3 separate regions of the Homo sapiens genome follow, and regions 1 and 3 are each linked to region 2. A link is a contact called in ENCODE Hi-C or POLR2A ChIA-PET data. All regions are on one chromosome and are shown on one strand. The core of a region is the stretch at or near the end of the contact, and the rest is flanking DNA. Distances in the headings are between cores, read along the strand shown.

Evidence for each region. A loop is a pair of places that touch in the nucleus more often than their neighbours do. ChIA-PET counts read pairs that join two places held with the same protein, here RNA polymerase II (POLR2A). Pooled maps may share reads with other maps.
Region 1: a loop to region 2 is called in a map of IMR-90, with 4 times the contacts of the local background. The contact joins two enhancer-like sites. A Hi-C loop is called at or near these places in 1 of 168 maps with a recorded cell type or tissue (IMR-90), 1 of 37 single-sample maps with no recorded cell type and 2 of 50 pooled maps. POLR2A ChIA-PET finds 5 or more read pairs at or near these places in 3 of 52 experiments (A549, H1 and SK-N-SH).
Region 3: a loop to region 2 is called in a map with no recorded cell type, with 4 times the contacts of the local background. The contact joins two enhancer-like sites. A Hi-C loop is called at or near these places in 6 of 37 single-sample maps with no recorded cell type and 6 of 50 pooled maps. POLR2A ChIA-PET finds 5 or more read pairs at or near these places in 2 of 52 experiments (Panc1 and naive thymus-derived CD4-positive, alpha-beta T cell).

Annotation. Positions count from the first base shown.
Region 1 is chr6:156,012,012-156,016,578 of GRCh38, forward strand. The region is part of intron 4 of LOC101928923 (a long non-coding RNA gene); the gene reads right to left. Among named protein-coding and RNA genes, the nearest start is that of MIR1202, 67 kb to the left of the region's middle. Within about 2 kb of position 1,265, at least 3 of the 41 ENCODE cell types and tissues checked have a DNase peak (open chromatin) inside an H3K27ac peak, as active enhancers do.
Region 2 is chr6:155,327,059-155,332,113 of GRCh38, forward strand. No RefSeq gene overlaps it. Among named protein-coding and RNA genes, the nearest start is that of TFB1M, 15 kb to the left of the region's middle. Within about 2 kb of position 1,858, at least 2 of the 41 ENCODE cell types and tissues checked have a DNase peak (open chromatin) inside an H3K27ac peak, as active enhancers do.
Region 3 is chr6:155,984,209-155,988,845 of GRCh38, forward strand. The region is part of intron 4 of LOC101928923 (a long non-coding RNA gene); the gene reads right to left. Among named protein-coding and RNA genes, the nearest start is that of MIR1202, 40 kb to the left of the region's middle. Within about 2 kb of position 1,528, at least 5 of the 41 ENCODE cell types and tissues checked have a DNase peak (open chromatin) inside an H3K27ac peak, as active enhancers do.

The DNA of each region.
Region 1 (4,567 bases), core at 15-2,514, 680 kb after region 2:
TTTGTAGTTCTCCTTGAAGAGGTCCTTCACATCCCTTGTAAGTTGGATTCCTAGGTATTTTATTCTCTTTGAAGCAATTGTGAATGGGAGTTCACTCATGATTTGGCTCTCTGTTTGTCTGTTGTTGGTGTATAAGAATGCTTGTGATTTTTGTACATTGATTTTGTATCCTGAGACTTTGCTGAAGTTGCTTATCAGCTTAAGGAGATTATGGGCTGAGACGATGGGGTTTTCTAGATAAACAATCATGTCGTCTGCAAACAGGGACAATTTGACTTCCTCTTTTCCTAATTGAATACCCTTTATTTCCTTCTCCTACCTAATTGCCCTGGCCAGAACTTCCAACACTATGTTGAATAGGAGTGGTGAGAGAGGGCATCCCTGTCTTGTGCCAGTTTTCAAAGGGAATGCTTCCAGTTTTTGCCCATTCAGTATGATATTGGCTGTGGGTTTGTCATAGATAGCTCTAATTATTTTGAGATACGTCCCATCAATACCTAATTTATTGAGAGTTTTTAGCATGAAGGGTTGTTGAATTTTGTCAAAGGCCTTTTCTGCTTCTGAAACTATTCCAATCAATAGAAAAAGAGGGAAACCTCCCTAACTCATTTTATGAGGCCAGCATCATCCTGATACCAAAGCCGGGCAGAGACACAACCAAAATAGAGAATTTTAGACCAATATCCTTGATGAACATTGATGCAAAAATCCTCAATAAAATACTGGCAAACTGAATCCAGCAGCACATCAAAAAGCTTATCCACCATGATCAAGTGGGCTTCATCCCGATCAAGTGGGCTTCATCCCTGGGATGCAAGGCTGGTTCAATATATGCAAATCAATAAATGTAATCCAGCATATAAACAGAACCAAAGAAAAAAAACCACATGAGTGTAGCACTATATTAAGTCCTGGGCAGAACCAGAGCAAATCCAAGAGAAGAGAATTGATCATCAAGTACACTGCATACTTAAGAGTTTTCATTACTAAATATTGGTTGAATTAATGCAGACAAATACATGAATGCCCTGATAAATATTGTGACCCTTAGACCCTAAGTTTTCTAGAATATGTCTATATGGTGGAATCATTATTGCCATTTTTGAAGAAGCAGTTTCCAAAGTACTTCCTGGAGGATCTCTCTCTCTCCCTTTTCTCTCTCTCTCTCTCTCTCTTTCTCTTTCACACACAAACACACACACACACACACACACACACACACACAGCAGCAGCAGCAAGGTGCTCATCTATTCCCTTAGACACAAGTCCTGCCCTAGACTTGGCAAATTGCCTTTTCTGCCCAACCCACAGTATTGAGAATCTGAAGTGAAGTGGAAAATAAGAGCTGAAATAGAGCCATATTTGGGCACAAACCTTGAGAGATGAAAAGAAGGAAGGAAGTAGAGGATGTGCAAGCAGAATTAGAGAGTGTTAAATACGAAGTGTTCTCAGACAGAGGGAGAACAGCAAGCAAGCTGCAACCTGTCGGCCCAAGGGAACAAATTCCAGGTGTTCAGCGCTTCTCATTCCCCGCAACCCCACATCCCTTCATCTTTCTGTCCTTCTGCTAGGCTAATAAGACCAAGGAGACACCCTCACGTCTTCCCAGTGTGTTTGGGTGGGATTATTTCCCATGATGACAGACAGGCTTTGTGCTAATGCTCCAGCACTGTCATGAGGAAAGATAGGGGACACTCAAACTTATTCCCTGCCACTTTCAAGCCCTGGCTGCAATCATTTTTTCCTACAAAATAACCTCAACTGAGAGAGAGCAAGAGAAGGATACCTCCTTAATCAGGACAAGAAAGATGCTCTAGAGGTAAATGGGAAGTGTTCAAGATTATTGGGGAAAATGTGTACATCCTGGGAAGACATTCCACTGTCAAATGCTGGCCAGGAAGGAGAGGAATAAAAAGACATGGGAAGAGAGAAGGGAACGTAGGCTTTCCTTCTGGTGGCTCTCTGTGAGGTGGAAGTTAGACTGCCTCCACGAAACAGAAGAGTCGGCAGGAAAGGCTTCTTAGAATTCTGCCGCCCAGCGCTGACAGCCCTCGGCATATTTTCAGCACGAGGTACATTAACAAATAAGGAAAAGCATCCTCCTGGGCCTCTAATAACATTTACTTCATTCATCATTTCCTCAGAGGAATAGTAGGCTGTGTATTTTTTTATTCCCGGTGTGTCCTGCCTAAGAAATAAATACTAGCCAAGATCACCTGCTTACTTCTGTGTATTTTACAACCCTCCTTAAGCTTTGTTTGTCTTTCCCCAGTTCCTATTCTTCTTTCTATGCACTCCATACTATGTAGGTCTAAATAAAAGGGGCACAAATTCTAAGACCCCGAGCTGGAATCACTGACTCTGCAGTGTCAAGACGTCTCAAATCTTTTATGGAAGGAGGCAGAGTAAGAATCCAGAATAAATAAATTGAATGGGCTATGCAGTGTAGACTGAAACTAGGATAAATAAGCAAAAATGAGAGTGGTTCCCAGGCCTCCAGGGATCCTGTCAGCCCTAGACATGTGCCAGGTGTTCTGGACTCTTCTATTGGCCTGAGTTAGCTTGAACCTCAATATGGGCTCCCGTCCTGGGCTGCACAGAACACCTGGCAACTCAAGCTTTATTCTCGGCCCTATGGTGAGGACTATCCTCCCAAGGCCCAGGTCTGCTGATTAACAAAGTAGCTCCAAGTTCTGAGTTCCCTCTTCTCCATTTGTCCATCAGCCTCATTGGTGTTATAATCCCAGCAAACTCCAACAGGATCTATGCTGGGAAAAATAATTTTAAAGTTGATCTTTCCATGCAACTTCAAGGGTCTTTTTGCCACAACTCTCAGCCCCTATGATACTTTAAGCTCCCACCACGCACTCGGCCAGAGGGGCAGTGGGAAGCCCCCACTGACCCCAAAGGACAGACCTCACCCAGCTCTATCTGATGCTTCCTCAAGAGAAATGGAAAAACTAGGTGGAGCACACGCTCTGGGCTGCAAAGCCTGAAGCTGCAGTAATGACATAGAAAAAATGATTATGAAATAAAATGTTAAATGGAAAACAGAGTATGGAACTGTGCCTACATTACAGCTATAACTACATAAAATGTATTTATTTAGTAAGAGAACATAGAACATGAAAAACACAAAAATGGCCATTTATTGCGATGGTGAGTCACGGGCAAAGTTTTACTTTCATTTCAATTTTCATTAACATATTGCAATGTTATTTGTGCAACACAGAAAATAAATGAACCGTCTGATCCCACGAAGCTACGTACTACAGTTACTCCTGTTGTGAGCTGAACTTGCAGTTCAGTTTCCTCAAACCTACACCTATACTGACCTACTGTAAATGTAACTAACTCACCACCCCACCAATCCTGCAACTTTAACTACTGAAATAACTGACTTCAAACCCCCTCATATTCATGCTGCTTCTTGCTGCCATAGTGTGGATATTGTCCCTCCAAACCTCATGATGAAGTCTGATCACCAGTGTTGGAGATGGGCCTCATGGGAGGTGTTTGGGTCATGGGGGGTGGATCCCTCATGAATGGCTTGGTGCCATCATCCTTGTGGTAATGGCTGAGTTCTAACTCTTAGTTCCCATGGGAGCTGGTTGTTAAAAACAGCCTGACACCTCTGATTCCCTCTTGCCTCCTCTCTTACCATGTCCTCTCTGCACATGCCAGCTCCTGTTCACTGCCACTCCTGCCACGAGTGGAAGCAGCCTGAGGTCCTCATCAGAAGCAGATGCTAGTGTCGTATGTCTTGTGCATCCTGCAGAACCATGAGCCAAATAAACCTCTTTTCTTTATAAATTACACAGCCTCAGGTGTTCCTTTATAGCAACACACAACAGATCAAGACACTTGCCTTATCCCAACATTTATACCAGAACAGAGGCATTTGTCCTCTGCTGCCTTTTCAACCCACCAAGGGTTGAAATGCCAAGGCTTTCGTGAGTGAGTGTGCAGATATCAAGCCATATCTGCATCATTTATTAATGACCAGACTTACTTAACATCATGTTAATTTCTATACAGACCATTTTAAATCAGTTCAAGAAATGCTTGAATATGTTGCCATGTTCTCAGAATGGTACCAGTACCACCAGGGACCTGAAAGAACTAAAAGGAGAAAGATTTCTGTCTTTGGCCATATCCATCAAGTAAGGGAGAGCTCATAGTTGAATGTGGGGGACAGTGGCAGGGTTGCTGGTCTTAGAAGACTGGGAAGAGGTGAGCTGTGCTGTTGCAAGGTGCACTATTTCCCCCATGATGTCTGTGGAAGCTGAATCACTTTTGTAACTTAAGAACCATGCTCTTTATGGCATCACTTTTAAGAAGGACTACAGAACAATGCTGTAAATCATTCACTGGGACACACTGTATGGTAAGAAAGGAGAGAGAGGGAGGAAAGTAGACGGCAGAATAATATTTATGAAAGGATTAAAAAAATAAGTAAACCGGAAAGTGAGTAATTAGGTTGAGAAAGAATTTGTATAAAGACAGCTCCAGAAAGATTTACAGCAGTAATCCCTAATTTTTTTCACCACCGAGGGCCACCTTTACT
Region 2 (5,055 bases), core at 608-3,107:
TGCCTTTAATTAAATCTATCACCTCCTAAGTATAAACAAAAGTGGTGAAATATTTTTGGATATACCAACAATGAACAGTTCATTAATGAGAATGAATTTTACCTTTCTGACGGTTCCCATTACATAACTTTATTCATTTTGAGGAAGGCAAGGGCTGACCATTTTATGCTCATCTACTATGGTCACCTATTAAAGGCTGGAATTATGATAATCCAAGGGGGAAAATAAAATATTTAAAATGAGATTGGTCTAAGTAGGAGAATGAACATCAGGCTAAGTGTTAATTTTGTCCCATTTAGTCAGCTCCATAAATCTTGAGAAGCCATTTTTCTTCTCTGTGCCTCAGTGTCCTCATCTGTATGTTAGAGGGCTTGGATTGGCTGATCCTGAAGGTCACCTCCAGTTCTGAGGTAGTCCTTGAAAACATGAGGACTGAAGCCTGGCCTAAGGCATGGGTCTTATTGTGGTATTGTGGACTTGACCAAATGTTAACCTTTCTGACCTTCAGTTTTCTCCTCAGAAAAATGAAGGGGCTGGGCTATTCTTTAAGGACACCTCTGTTCTGCAGTCCAGATAAATAAAAGTGTGAGGGGAAAAATCTGGAAAAATGCATAGAGTGAAGCTCAGCATGGCCACTGGGTGGCGATCTTGTTCCATGTTAAGAAAAATTTTATGGCATTTACCAAGAGTTTCAAAGTTTGACTTAGCATAGTGAAGAAAGACTTTCAAAAGGATAAAAAAACAGGGCAGCAAAAACCAGAATTATGGGGGAAGTGACAATAAACAGCAATGCCAAATAAGAGACATAAAATCCCTGTAGCCAAGGCAGTAAAACATAGAGGGGTATATGAGAGTTGTGTTTTGGGTATTATTTAAAGGAATATAGGGAGAGGAGTACATTGTAAATTCACATAGTTTTTGAAAAACATGACATAAAAGTTAACTCTAACATTTAAAAATTAAACTTGTAGAATTACCAAATACCTTAAGACTGTGCTAGAGTACTGAAGTCTAAACTTGAACAATCCAAACCAAATCAGTAAACATTTGTTATTTCTTTTGTTTAAATCTCAAAGGAACACTTAAGGGAATTGTAACACTGTTCCAATCTTTTGATATTAAATCAAGTGAGCCAATGAACAAGTTGTGAGCTTTTTTGCATTTTATGGGAGGAGGTGGTCTGTCTCACTTACCTTGAGAATCTTGGGATGATTGTTCCTGGGGCTAGCCATTGCCCCTGCATTGGGTTGAGGGCCATTTCTCGGGGAAGAGCCGAGCATTGGGAGGAATGCAGAGGATAAAGGTTCTCTGATCATAGTGCCGCCCACCTCTATCTCTAGAAAAGGTTATATTCAAAGAAAAACACAATTTTCCCACCAAAGCACCACTCGGCATGAAGGGAAGAACCCAGAGACTCGAAGAGGACCAGGTTCACACTCCTGAAGATGGCAGATTATGTCTCATGCAATAAGCCGAGATCTGACAGCCAGAGGATGACTAGGCCACAGTCTGCCATTTCCTGTTGTTGACTTTTCTGTTCACCATCCCCTCTGGTTTTCTCCCAGTTAGTCCTTATCCTCCTTTTGCTAGGTGGATACAGGTTTCTTCTGAGGGCCAAAGCCTGGGCCCTATTGCTCTGGTTGCCATGGCTGTTTCTTTTCTCTCCTTTCCTTTGATACATTAGCTATTAGCTTACGTAATCCTCTCACCGGTGGATGTTCCCATTCAAAAGGCAAAAAAAAAGTTATATTGCTAAGTAACCTTTAACAATGAATACCATTCATTATGTATTTGCTTAATGATACAAAGGCATTGTTTGCTCTATTGCAGGTGATAACAGCAGATCAAAGACCCCGAGGCCGCCGGAATGTGCTTGAGAAGAGCCAGCAGAGACTGTGTGGAAATTATGCTTAGCATTTATGTTGCACTTTATACTCTTAAAGGATTCTGCAATTATTAATTAATTATCCCACACAATAGCTCTATGAGGAAGGTCAGTGTCAGTAGCTTTATTTTACAGATGAAGAATCAGATAGCAGTTAAGCGATTCCCCCCTTCCCACCTCAACATTTAAAGATCTCATGTCAAAGCAGACCTGGGGTGGGGGCAGCAGGTAAGTTACAAAGTGACTGAAGAGTAAACAGACTAGGGCTGCCTCTTGCCCAGGCTCCACTTCCTTTGATCTGTCTTTTGAAAGCCCTCTGAACATAAGCTAGGTTCTGGACTTGCATACTGCCTCCCTGGGCAGCCTAGTTGCTCTTGCTGTGCTTGTCTTTTCTACATATCCACTGTTGTGTGTGTAATTTTAATTTCCTTTTCATTCATTCATTCATTCATTCATTCATTCAATGAAACTTATTTGGGCATTTATTGTAGTTGATTTGGTTAGGAATATAGAAATGAAAAACATGATTCTTGCCTTTGAGGAACTTCAATTTCTTAATAGGGACACACACAGACACACACTGCTGGAGGACATGGGATGAAAAAGGTGTTAATTCTTCTTGGCAGCATCACGAAGGTCTACACTGAGGAGATGGTGTTTGAGCCAATCTCTTGATAATGCCATGCTTGTGATCCAAGCAGCAGGATCCTGATGGTCCCTAAAGGAGAGATGATAGAAGGTATCCTGAATGTCGGCGACTTCACATTTGCGAAGGCCAAAGCCTGTTAGGTCAGGCCTCCTGTTGGCTAGTGTGATAGACTCTTATCCTATAGTGTTTTAATTATTTGTGTGAATGTTTTCCCTTTTTACGAGACTAGAAACAATTTTAAAATGAGGACAAATTCTGACGGCCCACAGCATATTGTAGGGAATAACAGCAGGAATAGCTACCATGTATCGAGTAAATGAGCCTATTCTGTTTAGTGCTTTACATAGCTGATTAAGCCTGCCAAAAACCTTTGAGGCAGTATTGTTCCCCCACACTGTTTTTTTTTTTTTTTGGGAAAGTTTAAGTAATTTGCTCATAGCTACATAGTTCTGTGTGCTATTGAACAAGCTTATAGTCCCCACATGTAGCTTATAGTCCACGGCAGAAGACAGACATTAACCAATAATAACCATATATCAATGTATAATTACAACCTGTAATAAAGTCTCTGAAGGAAAAAACAAAACATGCAGTATAGGAGAAGCTAGCACAGAATGACCAGATCTGCCCTTGGGCCAGTAGACGTGAGGAGAGATATGAAGGAAAGGCCAAGGTCAGGGAGCGCGTACCTGGAGGTTCTGATGGTGAGGCTGAGTAATGAAAGATACGTGGGTGTTAGGTAGTCCAAAGAGAAAGCATGTGCAAAGGCCCTGGTGTAGGAGGGAGCTGGGAGTATCTGAGAATCAGCAGGCAGGTCTGCTGTATAGAGGAGATGACTGGAGAAGGAGAGGTGGCACATCTTGTAAGATTGTGTAGGCTAGGATAGAGCTTGATGTTTAGAAATGATAGGCATTGCATTCGCAGGTTTTAAGGGAATGCATTCTTTGATGAGATGAATAGTCAATCTGGGTGCAGTGGGGAGAGCAAATGGGAGAGGAGTCAGAGTGTGAGAAGGGAAAGTGGTTAAGAGGGTATTATAGTAATTCTGGGGTGAAATAATGGTGAGGCCAGGGTGGCAATGGTACACAGGGTGAGAAACATGTGTGTGAGATATTTGCAAAGTCAAGGACAGGTCTTGGCGATGGGTGCGAAGAAGTGGGGTGGGGAGGGAAAGGAAGGTGTCAAGGCTGATTCCCAGGTTCCTGGCTTGGACAGGTGAATGGTTGGAGATATATATAGGATGTGGTTTTGTATGCTGGAGGGGGACCAGGAGTTTGAGAGGAAGGGTTCTTGAGTAGGTGGCAGAGGAATAATTTGAATCTAGGTCTGTTTTTCATCAAAATGTGCTTCTCATCAATTCCTGAAACATACACATATTTTTGGAAATCCACACTGAATGACTCTTCCATCTTGCTAGTTCTGATCAGCTTCTATTGTCACCACTGTGATCTTCCGGAAGAAATGCATTCACTTTTGTTGCATAATCAATAAGTGACATCGGTGGGAGAAATGTCCATCCGGACCGGAAGGTATGGGAGGTCCTTTTTGGGAGGTGATACCTGTAATTCCTCAAACCTTGCTATTCAGCAGTGAGAGTTACGCTGCCTACGTTGAGCTCTGGCTCAAACTGCTAGGGTTTGAATCTTGCCCCATGACTTGCTATCTCTGTGATGTGGGCATATTGTTTAACATTTCTAAGCCTCCCTTTCTGTAAAAAGGAGATAATAACAGTATCTTCTCCATCATGAAATTGGCTGAAAGATCAAGGCTGCTGCTAGCCCACAGGACACCTTTGTGTGAATTAGAGAAAGGCTCTCATTCCTCAAGTGAAAAAAGAACTTTTGAAGTTAGTATATTATATACTATCATTAATTACAATTATACAAACATAAAGTCATTCTGAATAAATACTGTACATCAAATGATTAAACAATGTAATATTCATTTTGAATTTTTAATTACAATTAGAAAATCAAATTTATAGATAACAAGTCAAAAATTTTAACAGCAGTTAATTATAAAATTTCCATAGCAACAAATAAACAAGTGCTCTAATATAATCAGCAGATTGTTACATAGTAATCTCTAATTTGTCAATTTAATACATACTTTGTATATTATTGATGCTAAATTATATTAGCTATTACCTAGTTATTTGTATCATAATGAAAATGCCTGTATACTTAAAATAGAACTCTGCTATCTTACTTGAGTACAGAAGACAAGTGCCAGAGTATATGAAGTATAAAGATTTGAAAAAAATTTAAGATACTAATCAGTTAGTACTTCAGTGAGAAAAAAATCTTATTTAGAAATGTAGGTTATTTTGAATGTTGTTAGATCATCAAGATCTTTTAATAATCAAATATATTCTTCCTTTGTAAGTCCAAGCAAAATGTAATATATATCAATCCTATTAAGTAAGACATTTTACTGCCACCTGTCAGTAAACTATCTTCATAAATATATAGCTCTGTCATCTTTAAAGTTAGCCAAGTTATGATAAAAATATGAACAGTCT
Region 3 (4,637 bases), core at 278-2,777, 660 kb after region 2:
CTGTGCTCTGAAGAGTGCATGTCACAATACTGTCCTGACACACCTGCCATAGCACACAGAAGTGAATCACACTGCATTCAATAGCACCTGCATTGGGAGATGCTTAAAGCCCTTAGTTGGCGACCTGGCTCAACCCTGCCATATCTCTGTGAAATAAAAAGAAGGGAGATGGATTTATTCCCATTTTACAGGTAGAAAAAGTAAAGGAGAGAAACCAATGGTAATTTTTTTTCCAAGGCACTAGAGGTCAAAATTAGATAAAAACTGAGAACAAACATCCGCTCTTTTGCTTCCCCCAATAGGTTACATGGAATTATTTTCTCATTTCTATCTATCTCCTTCCTACATGGAATACATTGCAACCTCCTTCCTAACTGTCCCACTTCAGCTCCCAAATCGAGGATGGCAGAAGACAGAAGTTTGCAAAGAAAAGGTTCAGAAGGAAGTTAGAATAAAGAACATTCTAATGGCGAGTCAGTGCTCTGTGACTTTCATGGGCCAAGGATAAACAGAACCTAGGATTCGACTAATCTCAATAGTAACCTAACCAAAGAAACACCTCAGGTATCATCTGTTTCTTTCTTTCTTTTTTCTTTTCTTTTTTTTTTTTTTTTGAGACGGAGTCTCGCTCTGTTGCCAGGCTAGAGTGCAGTGACACGATCTCGACTTACTACAACCTCCACCTCCTGGGTTCAAGCAATTCTCCTGCCTCAGCCTCCCAAGTAGCTGGGACTACAGGCGTGCACCACCACACCCAGCTAATTCTTGTATTTTTAGTAGAGACAGGGTTTCACCATGTTGGCCAGGATTGTCTCGATCTCCTGACCTGGTGATCTGCCCGCCTCGGCCTCCCAAAGTTCTGGGATTACAGGCATGAGCCACCGTGCCTCGTCTCATCTGATTCATTTTACAGAAGAGGAAACAGAGACTCAGAGGTAGGGGATGAGCTTGAGATACAGGAGATGAAAGCAGCAGGGCCTGGAGGACAAAGCCCCCTTCTTGGCCCCAGCTCCAGAGCTCCTACCGCTGGAATGAACTTTACCAGTGGGGTCTGGGGAGAGCTGTCAGGTTTGAAGGTCTTTCTCTCATTTCTCTCTCTGTTATATGGATATGATGCCTCTTTTATAAAAGAACATATGCCCCCACCCCAAAAACTTTTCGGGACCCAATGTGTGTTCCTTTTAAACTCCAAAATTCAAGTCCAAGAGCTACAAAAAAGTTAAAGTATAAGGGGTATAGCTGAACAGGAACATGAAACATAACATATCAGATAAGCTTAGATTATTATAAACCTAGATTATTATAGTTTCTTCAGGTTTTTTATAAGTAGAGTTTTTTTTAACTCATAAGAAATATTCATATATATATATATATATATATATATATATATATAGACACTCCCTTATAATAAACACAGAAGCACACTGTTCCCAGAATCTTTGGCTTGGCTGAAATATGATGATATTCTTAGTTCTTCATATGGGGGGTGGAAAAAGCCTCTGAGCGCTCCAGGCTTTTTATAGCTCTGGCTCATGGGCGGCTTTTGCTGCAGTAGCAGCCCTGGATAGCAAAGGAGCCAAATAATGCTAATGGGGCAAACAGAATGTAATTGCTTATGTGTGCTGGTTATATCCTGAAACAAATTGTTTCTTAATGCTGAGGTCAGACAGGGTTTAATTAGGAGAAATACAATTGGTGTAAAATTCTGCAGCAGGCTGCTTGTTTGGTGTCATGCCAAGTCAACATCTAGTCTCTCCAAATGGAAATTTTCATTAGAGGCCATTGGCAGCCCTAGTTAGGCTGAGTTTCAACTTTTCCAAGTCTCCTGGTAATGTAAACCTGAAACTCAGCATATCTCCTGCCTAATAAAGGGTTGTCCTCCTTGCATTTATAAGCACTTGAACATGTGCACGCTGTCTTTCTCTGTTACTCACATACCCTGCCGTCCCAGTCACCCCACTAGCAAAACACATTTCCCACGGGAACTGGGTGAACTCAAACAGTTTTCCTCTTTCCTTCACCATTTTCCCTCCTTCCCTGTTCCCACGTTAATAATAATCTTCAATCAACATATTATTACTTCAAAAATATTTTCCTACACATCAATTCATCTAATCTTACCGCTAAACCTGAAAGGTGAATGGTTTTATATTTGTAGGTAGGAGGCCCAGCACAGGTCATGTCTATGACTGGCTAAGAGTGAGTCTCAGACCTCTTGGTTTTGAGCCCTGGGCTTAGGCTAACCCACAGAACTCGGGGTTCACACATGCTGAGACATCCACATTTGCTCATGGAAATGAACAGGCACAAAATGATCTCTGTTTATTCTTTTCTTTATGCTTCATTTTATGTGCTATCTATGAAGAAGTAAGAGTGCAAGGTGTTATTATTCAAACTGCACAAATTTCCCCAAGACTTTGCAAACACTCTTGATGAGATGTGACCCTTTCTTTTGTGTCTCTCTTTTGAGACATGTCTTTTCATACACTCCAAGATCTCAGTGGATGCCTGCAGCAGTAATACTGCTATTTACATTAATTTTAAGAGCCTAGATCTTCACACCTTCAAGGATAAGGTTTTATCAGTGTTTCTAATATAAATCTTATGTCTCAAAAGTTGTTTAATTTATTTGGAAAATTCTGCTTCTAGGCTTCTATTGTTTCTCTCTCTTTCTCTCTCTTTTCCTTTCAGCTGAAGGCAGTTTTCATTACAGTGACAAAGACCCCACTATGTTAAAGAAAATTGCACAGAGAGACCCCAAAAATCCATCTACCCAACAGAAATCTAAGTCATTTTCCCCTGCAGTATCATATCAGCAGTAACCGTCATGGGTTTAAAGACATATGGGACCAAGTTTTCATTTTGATATGTGATTCTGCTTTGCCGAGGCCCAGGCTCCTTGTGAGCTGAGCCACATTTCATTTAGGTGCTGGGCCTCTGAGCCTATGATAATGTGCCCAGTTAGTGTCAAGGTAAAGGTCCGTACAGCACAAGCAATTACTAAGCGATCCCTCCTCCTCAGCCCTGCTGAGCCAGGAGGCCATGGGAGATGCCTTTGACAGGGGAGCCTTCTTAGCTGCCCAGGACTCTGTTCCAGGGTATGTTCCTTTTGAGACCGGGAGTTACTGGAATTCTTGTACCATGCAATGTCGAATGCAGATTTCTCACTCATCTCTATTCCCACAGGCTGACATCCCACTGAAGCTACCTTTGGCTTTAAACCACAGATGCCTCTCTTCTACAACAAGCTTATACCAGAGATTAAAAGCACATGTACCCTAAAACTTAAAGTATAATCATAAAATAAAATAAAATAAAAAGAAAAAAAACACTGTTAAGTTTGCTTTCTACACAATTTAAATTTTCAGTATTTAAAAATTTTCCTATGTTACTATTGTATAGTTAAGTCTTCCATAACACTAGTTCTGAAATTGTGCATTTGTTCCAGTGCAATGGATACACCAGGGAACAATTCAAGCATAACGTGAATTTTGCATTTGCTGATGTTCAATTTTGTCCCTGAGAACAGCAAACTGCATGCAGCTGAACTGAACTGCATAGAAATACACATGCCCACAACTCCACCATCTATCAGCCACTCTGGCTTACAGTGTGTGTGATTCCACAAGCCTATGTTTTTTATTTTATTCTACTTTAGGTTCCAGGATACATGTGCAGAACATGCAGGTTTGTTACATAGGTATACATGTGCCATGATTGCTTGCTGCACCTGTTAATTCATAATCTAGGTTTTAAGCCCTGCATACATTAGGTATTTGTCCTAATGCTGTCCCCCTCACATCCCCAAACTTCCAACAGGCCCCGGTGTGTGCTGTTCCCTTCCCTGTGTCCATGCGTTCTCGCTGTTAGACTCCTGCTTACGTTCTGTAATTCTCTCATGTTTGTGAGCTTTTTCATGAAAACAAAACACAAAAGCAAAGCAGAACAAAAAATACACACTCATTGAGCATCCTAAACACTCTGTGTGTCCTGGCTCAAAATGCCAAGCCGTGCCTGCAAAAAAGAAAGCACTATCTGTATTCGAAGATCTTTCATAGAAATTGCCAAGTCCAAAAGTGGCCCTTTTGATGTCAGTAGTGGCTGTTTAGTGGTTTCAAAAACATTGCTACGATTTCAAATCCATGAAGGAATTTCCAGCAGTGTTCCAGAAGTTAATTAAAGAAGAAGGCTATAAGCTGCATCACATTCCTAGTTTTGATGAAACAGATATCCCTTTAAATGCATACCTTGAAGGACTTTCATCTCAATGGCAGAAAAATATGCCCCAGAATTTCAGCACGCAAAAGATGGCTCTACTCTGATGTTCAGTACCAAGACTGAACCAAGAACAATGAACCACACCCATCCACATCTGCTTCTACAACTTTCCACCTAATTTCAGAGAGCCCTCCTTCGACCACTTCACAATAACTCAACACAGTGCAGTTCTTCCAAAGCCTGATTCCACAAGCTAACTTCCAGTTTTGTTTTGTTTTTTTCTGGGCAAAGGGCTGTATTTATTGTATTTATGTATTCCATAAGCATGAAACATGTATGAAACTGTACTTTTATTTTTGACGTATCACTGAAAAAGGTTTTGAGTATTATGCCCCAACCCTACTTTCTCCATAAGCCTT